Linked DNA regions of Homo sapiens: regions 2 and 3 are each linked to region 1. The links are chromatin contacts, found by Hi-C in ENCODE. All regions are on one chromosome and are shown on one strand. The core of a region is the stretch at or near the end of the contact, and the rest is flanking DNA. Distances in the headings are between cores, read along the strand shown. Region 1 holds the start of LAMP3 (lysosomal associated membrane protein 3). Region 2 holds the start of AP2M1 (adaptor related protein complex 2 subunit mu 1). Region 3 has its middle 31 kb from the start of LINC01206.

Region 1 (3,032 bases), core at 55-2,554:
AGATCACGCCATTGCCCTCCAGCCTGGGCGACAGAGTGAGACCCTGTCTCAAAAACAAAAACAAAAACAAACAAACAAAAACAAAGAAAGAAAAAGAAAAAAGAAAATAAAAAAACACACTGGGAGTGGGCATTATTATGTCCGTTTTACAGCTGAAGAATCCAAGGCTCCTAGAGGTTCCCCGACGCCGCACGCCGGGGAGTCGGCAGCGCGAGCTCCCAGCCAGACCTAGCGCCTCTGGGCTGTGCTCCTGTTGCTTCCCGCAAACCGCGGTCCTGGCGAGGCCTGGGCGTGGAGCGCGGCTGCCGCAGACTCCCTGGGAAGACATGGAGTCAGGGTGCTTAGGGGTTTTTAGGCTCCTGCTCGCCTAGTGGCTGGCTTTCTCCCGGCTGAGAAGCGTCTCTGGGTTCCCAGAAAGGTACCCGAGCTGTTAGAAAAGAGGAGACCCTGGGCCGGGCGCAGTGGCTCACGCCTGTAATCCCAACACTTTGGGAGGCCGAGGCGGGCGGATCACAAGGTCAGGAGATCGAGACCAGCCTGGCCAACAGGGTGAAACCCCGTCTCTACTAAAATACAAAAATTAGCTGGGCGTGGTGGCGGGCGCCTGTAACCCCAGCTACTCGGGAGGCTGCGGCAGGAGAATCGCTTGAACCAGGGCAGTGAGCCGAGATCCCGCCACTGCACTCCAGCCTGGCGACAGAGCGAGACTTTGTCTCAAAAAACAAAACAAAACAAAACAAAACAAAAGAAATAAAAAGAAAAGAAATAAAAGAGGAGACCCTGGCCGGGCTCGGTGGCTCACGTCTATAATCCCAGCACTTTGGGAGGTCGAGGCGGGCGAATCACGAGGTCAGGAGCTCGAGACCAGCCTGGCCAATATGGTGACACCCCGTCTCTACTAAAAATACAAAAATTAGCCGGGTGTGGTGGTGCATGCCTGTAATCCCAGCTACTCGGGAGGCTGAGGCAGAAGAATCGCTTGAACCCGGGAGGCAGAGGTTGTAGTGAGCCGAGATCGCGCCACTGCACTCCACCCTGGGCGACAGAGCGAGACTTCGTCTCAAAAAGAAAAGAAAAAGAAAGGAGGAGACCCAGGGTATGAGCGGAGGAGGCCGGCGCTGCCGGGACCACGCGCGTGCGGTAAACGGTCCCAGAGGCCCGGGCCCCGGCGGCTGCGCCGAGTCCCCGCCCCTCCCTGCTCCGTAGGGGTAGGAGGGGGCCGGCGGAGTTTCCCTCCCCGCCCAGCGGCCCTGGGCGGGCTTTTCGGCTGCTTCTCATAAGCAGGTGGTTTCGTTTCTCCGGCACAGGTAGGTTTCTCTGGCACCGATTCGGGGCCTGCCCGGACTTCGCCGCACGCTGCAGAACCTCGCCCAGCGCCCACCATGCCCCGGCAGCTCAGCGCGGCGGCCGCGCTCTTCGCGTCCCTGGCCGGTGAGTGGCCCTCAGCGCTTCCCGCGGTGGCCCTGACGTGTCGGTCCCCTTTCATCTAAACGCACTCTGGAGTCCCGGGCGCCACAGGACGGGCTGCGGGTAGGGAGGTGTGGCGCGTCCAAGGGCTTCCCAGCTGGAACTTGTTTTCCGTGAGTTACTCAGAGCAGGTGTCAACCCCAAAGACAGTGACACTGTCCCTCGCTTCCAAAAGGGTTCTGGACACCTTCTCAGGGAGAGTTTGTAGAGGTCACTCGGATTTAAGAGATGGAGACCTGAGCTAGGGTTTAGGAATGGGAGTCTTGGCTTTGTTATCCGGGAAAAGCGCTCCTGTCTTGCTTTTCCTTGCATCAGATGTGGTCTGACAGATTGTGCCATTTCAGAAAGGTGTAGGAAGAGTGTCAAAGACTTTTTTTTTTTTAAATGATCATTGTACTTCCCATCCCAGATGCCGTCTGGGACGCTGAGTTTATGATTATTTTATGATCCGACCCTCCGCTTTCTCCAGAGCTTTTCCCCCTAGACATTGAGTCCTCGGGTGCTGTGGTGTTGTCCCTGTGATGAAGTTTCCTGGTTACTCGAACGTCATGAGAGAACTGTCTCCGTCCCTACCGCCCGGCTAACATGCTCAAGCAGGGGGCGCGGTGGCCCTTGCTTGTAACATGAATGCTAGGAATGTTAGGGAAGAGGTGAGAAGGGTCGTGCCAGCTGCCCTTGCCTAGGCAGTTCTCCCCTGCGCCACACTTTCACACTTACAGTTTCAGGTTCTTTTAGGGGACAGAAGAGGAAGTCATCATCACGCTCCACAGGGCAAGCTATTAAAAAAGCAAAACAATCTCAGCCTAGCGGTAACCCACAGTGACCTGTATGTGAGCGCTCCTTGAATGGATGGATAGGCTCAGAAACACAATGGTATTGACAGGCCAGGCGTGGTGGCTCACACCTGCAATCCCAGCACTTTGGGAGGCTGAGGCCGGCGGATCACTTGAGGTCAGGAGTTCGAGACTAGCCTGGCCACCGGTGAAACCCCGCCTCTACTAAAAATACAGAAATTAGCCGGGCATGGTTGTGGGCGCCTGTAATCCCAGGTACTCGGGAGACTGAGGCAGGAGAATCACTTGAACCCAAGAGGCGGAGGTTGCAGTAAGCCAAGATCATGCCACTGCACTCCAACCTAGGTAACAGTGAGACTCTGTCTCAAAAAAAATAAATAAATAAAAATAAAAATACAGTGAGTATTGACAAATGCAAGGGCAAGTGGAGAGAAAATGCCCACATTACCGGTTCCTTTCTGAGCTACAAATTCTCAGAGGTGAGCTAGGTGAAGGATGCATCAGAGGTTTCTTCCTCAGAGGTGGAGGCCTTTGAGGGGTGGCACGGAACTGGATTCAAACCCTTGCCCTGACCCTTCCCAGCAGGGAGGCCTTGTTCACATCACCCAACCTTTCGGGTGCTCAGTTCCCTCACTGAAAAATGGGGAGAATAATATCCTCTGCTAGGAGTACTGGGGAAACAAATGAGGTAGCACCTGGACAGCAATTACTGCAGTGATTTTGCTCAGTGATGTTAACTCGTATCTCCTGTTTGTCCCTCCAGTCCCTCTC
Region 2 (2,993 bases), core at 173-2,672, 1.0 Mb before region 1:
CCATCACCCAAGCTGCTTATTACAGTTATTTCTGATTACCACCCCCCTTTCAAAAAGCTCTGGAATGCAATAAAAATAAGGACTGGGGGGTGGGGGTGGCGCAGGCTCATAAAATTAAGAAATCCTTCCATCTGAAATCGTGATTCCAGGCCCATGAAGTAACTCATTTCTGGCCTGGGTGCCTATAAGCAAGAAGCAGGGATGTCAGGATGCCTGAATTATCCAAATTATTTGGGTCAAATTAATTTAGACTGTTTGAGAAAAGGCATTAATTTGGTTTTAGATTTCCTGGATTAGCCCTGGTATTAATTTCACAGGGAGTACTTTAGAGGACTTTTCTAAACTGGAAAATAAAGCCTTTTCCTGTGGCTGTCAAGGTCTTCCAGAGGGGTGAGCGGTCTCTCAAGGTGGTGGACTCATCCCATCCCTCAGTCCCAAACAGGCTGGGAGAGGAGATGCAAAATGGAGGTAGAGCCTGGGGCAAAGCACCAAGTCCACAGGTATCGAGTGGTAGGTAGCGAAGGGCACCCGAGAACCAGAGGGGGGCCTTGGGCAAGAATGGAACATTTAGTTAAGGGGAAAGACCTTCAGTGAAAGCCAGGCAGCGTCCTCAGGTGAGCCCACAGCAGCAAACTGGGCTGGTGGAGTGAACGTAAAGGTAAGGGTTTCCAGTATGGAAAAGGTCAAGGCTTTAAGAAGGAAAAACCGGCCGGGGGAACTGACAGTGGTGAATAAGGGAAAGCTGGGGAGACAGAGCCTGCTTGGGGTTCAGGTGCAGAGTAATGAGAGGGTGGTAGGCTTTTCGCCTTGGGGAGGACATTGTGGGAAAAGATGGTGCCATGGGGGTGCGGGGGCTGTCACAGGTCTAAGGAAGAAGAGCCGCGGGGTGCCACTGAACTAAGAGGAGGGGGTGCCGCATGGCGTGAGACCTGTCACGGTGCAAGGCGGCGGCACAAAGGGGTGTCACTGTCCTACGAGACGGGGAAATTGTCCTTGCGCGGAGGGGTAGGGGGTTGGCACGATCCTAGGGAGGGGGCGCTGCGCAGCGTTCCTGCTCTGGGAGGATTCCAAGCGGTATCCCTCTCATGGGAGGCGCCAGGCGGGTCAGGTGGAGGGCACCGCTCCCCGCCAGCCCTGCAATCGCGCCCCGGGCGCCCCCGCCCCACCGTCAGCTAGCTCCCGGGTCCGAAGGCTGAAGCCACTCCCGGGTGTGGGCAGCTTTCCGCCAGCTCAGTGCAGGGCAGGACAAAGCTGCGCGGCGAGGCAGACGACCCGCAGCGTCCTCCTCCACGCCATAAGGCCAGATCCCCGGCTCACCTGGTGTCCTCGGCCCCCTGCTCTGCCGGCCCGGCCACTCTCCGGATCCCAAGATGTCCGCCCGCCCCCTGCTCGTCTGCCCGCTGCCTCGGCTTTCACCGCAGTGCCGCCGCCCCGCCCCGGCCCCGGCTGCGCGTGCGCGCCGGCGTCTAGCGCCGACTACAAATCCCGTCAGGCCTCGCGGCCTCCTTGCTTGCAATTTGAAGCGCTCTAGGTTTAGCAAAACTACAACTACCGACTGCCTTCGAGAAACCGCCCCCGCCTCAGGAAGGGGTAGGCGTGGCCTTAGTCGGCCCTACCAGAAATACACATTCCAGCATACACCGCTCCACCCGCCTCATTTTTTTTTTTTTTTTTTTTTTTTTTTTTTTTTTCACTGAGCGCTCTGGGAATTGTAGTCCCTGCACTTCCTCCTGTTCCTATTTGTGTTCTGGAGAGCTTTGGGATATTAATGCCATTTGTGGAAGCACATCTGTTAAGCCTTGGATTGCTGTAGGCCTTTTCTGTCTCCAGAGTCCCAGGACTGGCTGTCCTCACTTTACACACAAATAAATACAACTGGGCAGTAGAAGTGTTTGTGCTGAATTTACTGCTTTCTAACACTACCTCTGATTCTCTCAAGCTTTTCTCATATATTTGTTCCGGACATGAGCTTTTTCCAAGGGATCAAGACCCAAGGAGAGGAGCGGGGAGGAAGGAGGCGACTACTTGGAAGAAACTAAACCTTTTCACAAATAAGTCCATGACTGTACACTCTTCCCGGAGGTCAGCTACAGCTTTTCATGAACGAGCCGATGTTCTCCTTAGCTATACCTATGCGACTGTGTATGCCTTCTAGTGACAGGCATATATGTTGCTTAGAAGACGTTCGAAGAGTTGAATTTAGTTTGACATGGGATTTGAAATCCCCTCTTTGATAAACAGAATCTTTACATCCAAGCTGAGGAGACAGACCCAACCCTCACACATGAAAGGCCTGCTTGGTTCTTGCAGAGTCTTAAGAAAATCTGTTGGCTCTTCTCTTTCTGTAGGCAGAGATAAACTGCTGCCTTCCTTGGGCAGGACTACGCCTGTCATGGGAGGAAGGAAGGGCAAGAAAGGACAGATCTGGTTGCAAATGTTACAGTCCTTCCCAGCCTCCAGCCAGAAGCCACGATGTGGCAGGATGAAGATCTGACCTCTCTCACATCATAGTCACGGCCTGAAGTCATTAAGTGACTGAATACAGGCACTTCTAATTTTTGAACCAGCACTCAAGGCTTCACTTCTACCTTTGCAAAAGCTTTATCTTCCAAAAATACCCTAAACTGCTACCAATTTAGAGTAAATAATAATAATGATAAAATAATAATAATAATAGCTACCATTTATTGAGCACCTACTCTACTGTGTGCCAGGCACTGTGCTAGGCACTTTTCGTACAATATCTAATTTAAATCCTCACAACAACCCTGTGAGGTAGGTATTATTATCATCATTTTACATACGAGGGAACTGAGGCTCAGAGAGGTTAAATAACTCTATCACACAACCAAAAATAGTAGAGCTGGAATTCAAACCCAAAACCACCTAACTCCAAATCCCATGCTCCAATGAATTAAAGTAGAGAGGGGAGAGGGAGGGCCAAATTCAAGACAGAGTGTTGGAGTGAAATGGATATGATATGCTGATAAGAT
Region 3 (3,078 bases), core at 141-2,640, 1.2 Mb after region 1:
TGATGTTTGGTGCCAATACCAAATGGAGGACAGTAAGCTACATCCATTCACATCTGGTGTTACGACTTTCCGTTGATTTCAAATAACCTTCTTTCTACCACTGCACAATAACTCACAAGGTACAACCCTTCCAATGCCCACTTCATAAGTAAACAATAGCTTTTTCTCAAGAGATAGTGCCATATTTATTGTACAAGTTATGTCTTGCTTAACCGTTTAACATGGGTACAACTGTGCTACCACTTTTATTAGCTTTCTCTTATTTCATGTGTCACTGACAAAGTATTTTTGAGTGTTTCCCCAATCTCATTTTTGCCATAGTAACTATGATATTTATTGTATAGTTGTGCATATGTCACATTGCCACAAAACTGACTGTTCCTCTAGTGTTCAACAAGATCTTAAAGGAATGAAATATAGAACAGAAAAATGTTAATGAGTAGGAGAGAAAAAATAATCTTAAAGGTCAACTGTGATATCCCTACTCCCGCCCAAAATGTGTGTGATGTATTTGTGTATAATAGAAATAGAATGTACAGAAATGCTAAGATTCACTCTGAGGGATGGATAAAAGTAACCCATTTTCTTTATTTTTTATTGAATATCCAAATTTTCTGTAATTAACATCTACTATCTTCATAATCACAAATACATACATAAATTGTTGGCTTTTGTTGCTTGTTTTACTGTTTCTTACATCTTTTATAATCTGGATCCCAACCAAGCAATCCAGGCTCAAGCAGGAAAGGACAATTGTGGTGCCCCCATTGGAAGTTACTGGGAGCCTGGACTTGGGGTAAGGCTGGGACTGGGAGTTCATCTGGAAACCAAGCTTTCCCTTCTTCACAGTTTTGCCTTGGGCCAGCCCTGCCCAAACCCTTTACCCTCAAGCCTACTCAGGCTCCCATAGTACTAGTTTTAGGTCCTCTTCCCATGTGGATGAGAGTTGGCCAGACTTCCTTTCTAGATCTACTAGAATCACTAAAAGGGTATTGTGTGCGTAAAAACCAAATACCAATCTCCAGGTCTTAGATCCTATCCTCTTTCTTAGAAAATCCAGCCTTAATCCAGTTCGCATTTTTCCCCAAAAGCAGCTTATTCACTAATGGACCAGTCAGATTCCTCTCCTTGTTCATTTGTTCACACAGAAAAAGCTGCCTGGGAGACCACCTGTATCGGAAGGGCAGCTGATTAAAGGGTTGTTTTTTCTGAACACAGATTTTCAGGATAATGCTCAGGATTTTGCACATGTCAAAGTCTCACTTTTCCATATAACAACATGTGGCCTCCACAGGTAGTCCCCTGGTTCTATTTATAAATCCCATCGAACACAGAACAGAAATAAAATATGTATTAGTTTCTAAAGCTATGAAGTTTCACTTCCTCCTCCTCCACCTGACACACAAAGACCAAAACTTTTCACCCATTACCTAGAATTTGCCCATATGGAAATCTGTGTTGAGCCCAAGTCTAAAATAATTATTCAGACATTAACTCCCATGATGTTAAAAGGAATTTGATCAAGTAAGGAACTACTAAATCAAGGTGCAAAGATTAAAAATGTTTTATGTAGTTAATTTACAAACCAGAGTGGTTTCTGCAAAATGACTAAAGGCTCTCTTCCCAGAAAGAATAAACTTTTAAAATTGCCGAATAATATTCAAGAGACACCATGTGCTTTTACCTGATAATGTTTTTGTTTCTGTTTTTTGTTGTTTTTTGTTTTGTTTTTTGTTTTGTTTTGTTTTTTGAGACGGAGTCTTGCTCTGTCCCCCAGGCTGGAGTGCAGTGATGTGATCTTGGCTCACTGCAACCTCCACCCCCCGGATTCAAATGATTCTCCACCTCAGCCTCCCGGATAATGTTTTATTTTGCCTCTTTTTACTACCCTGTCAATGTTGAGAGAGGAGCTGTAAATAAGAAGCTATTTTATAATATAAATGACTATGAATACGAAAGTCTTCCTATAGAAAAAAAAAAAGTCTGCTTTAAATTTAAAAATTCTTACACCAGCTTCTTTACCTGGAATGATGCAAAAGCTGAATTAAATACTTAGCCTATTACCACAGGCTATGTCCACGTTATAGCAAGCCAATTTTTTCAGCTAAAATTAGTCACAGCACTTGAAAAGTAAATATTGCTTTCTTTAAATGGGAAGAAAGCCTGCCCAAGAAAGTATATGAAAATGTTTGTTTCATGACAATGAGTTCTATGTTTCTAAGGAGGAGTTTGAGGAAAAGCCTTGTATCATTAGCTATTTGAGAACTCATAGGCAAGTACACATAATCCTAATTAGGGGTCAGGGAGGGTACGGAAGGTGGAGGAAGAAAAGTTAAGAGATTCGTGATGTTGTAGATACATGCATGGTGCGCTTAGAAACTTCATCCTCTGTTTCCATATACTCTTTTTTTTTCATGTTCTTATTTATTTAGCATGTAGCATGACACATTTAAGAAAATTAAGTTACCTTTACATTTCTTGGTCTGGTCTGTTAAGGAAGGTCACTGGATTATTGTGTTTTGATGATATTAGTTATTTCTTTGAGACAACTTGCGTGGCTAATCTGATTTTTCACTGATGACCAATTTGGGTGTTTTTTTGTTTTGTTTTGCTTTTGTTTTTTTTTAAGATGGAGTCTTGCTCTGTCACCCAGGCTAGAGTGCAATGGCGTGATCTCGGCTCACTGCAACCTCCGCCTCCTGAGTTCAAGGAGGCCTCCTGCCTCAGCCTCCTGAGTAGCTGGGATTACAAGCGCGTGCCACCAAGCCCGGCTAATTTTTGTATTTTTAGTAGAGACGGGGTTTCACCATGTTGGTCAGACTGGTCTCGAACTCCTAACCTCGTGATCTGCCCACCTCAGCCTCCCAAAGTGCTGGGATTACAGGCATGAGCCACAGCGCCCGGCCCTGTTGGTTGTTTTTTTGTTTTTTGTTTTTTATTTTCCAGTTGGAACAGCAAATCTAAGCACACTTAGGCTCAGGGTAGCTAACCCTGACTGTGCCACGATGTCCCCAAGGCTATCACTGGCTCTTAGGAAGAATAAGAAAATATTCAAATCAAAGCAAAGAACTTCCAGAC

Evidence for each region. Hi-C counts contacts between places; a loop is a spot of excess contacts on that map. Pooled maps may share reads with other maps.
Region 2: a loop to region 1 is called in a pooled map, with 5 times the contacts of the local background. The contact joins the promoter of AP2M1 here to the promoter of LAMP3 in region 1. A Hi-C loop is called at or near these places in 4 of 50 pooled maps.
Region 3: a loop to region 1 is called in a pooled map, with 4 times the contacts of the local background. The contact joins the enhancer-like site here to the promoter of LAMP3 in region 1. A Hi-C loop is called at or near these places in 3 of 37 single-sample maps with no recorded cell type and 2 of 50 pooled maps.

The regions. Positions count from the first base shown.
Region 1 is chr3:183,161,006-183,164,037 of GRCh38, reverse strand. LAMP3 (lysosomal associated membrane protein 3) reads left to right here and starts at 1,304. Exons shown (of 6, transcript NM_014398.4): 1 at 1,304-1,431. The coding sequence starts at 1,383. RefSeq lists a silencer at 1,094-1,303 and an enhancer at 1,916-2,125.
Region 2 is chr3:184,173,284-184,176,276 of GRCh38, reverse strand. It overlaps AP2M1 (adaptor related protein complex 2 subunit mu 1), which reads right to left and starts at 1,422. Exons shown (of 12, transcript NM_004068.4): 1 at 1,318-1,422. DVL3 (dishevelled segment polarity protein 3) reads right to left here. Exons shown (of 15, transcript NM_004423.4): 15 at 2,663-2,993. RefSeq lists a silencer at 1,045-1,094 and an enhancer at 1,305-1,374.
Region 3 is chr3:181,919,654-181,922,731 of GRCh38, reverse strand. No RefSeq gene overlaps it. Among named protein-coding and RNA genes, the nearest start is that of LINC01206, 31 kb to the left of the region's middle. Within about 2 kb of position 1,390, at least 2 of the 41 ENCODE cell types and tissues checked have a DNase peak (open chromatin) inside an H3K27ac peak, as active enhancers do.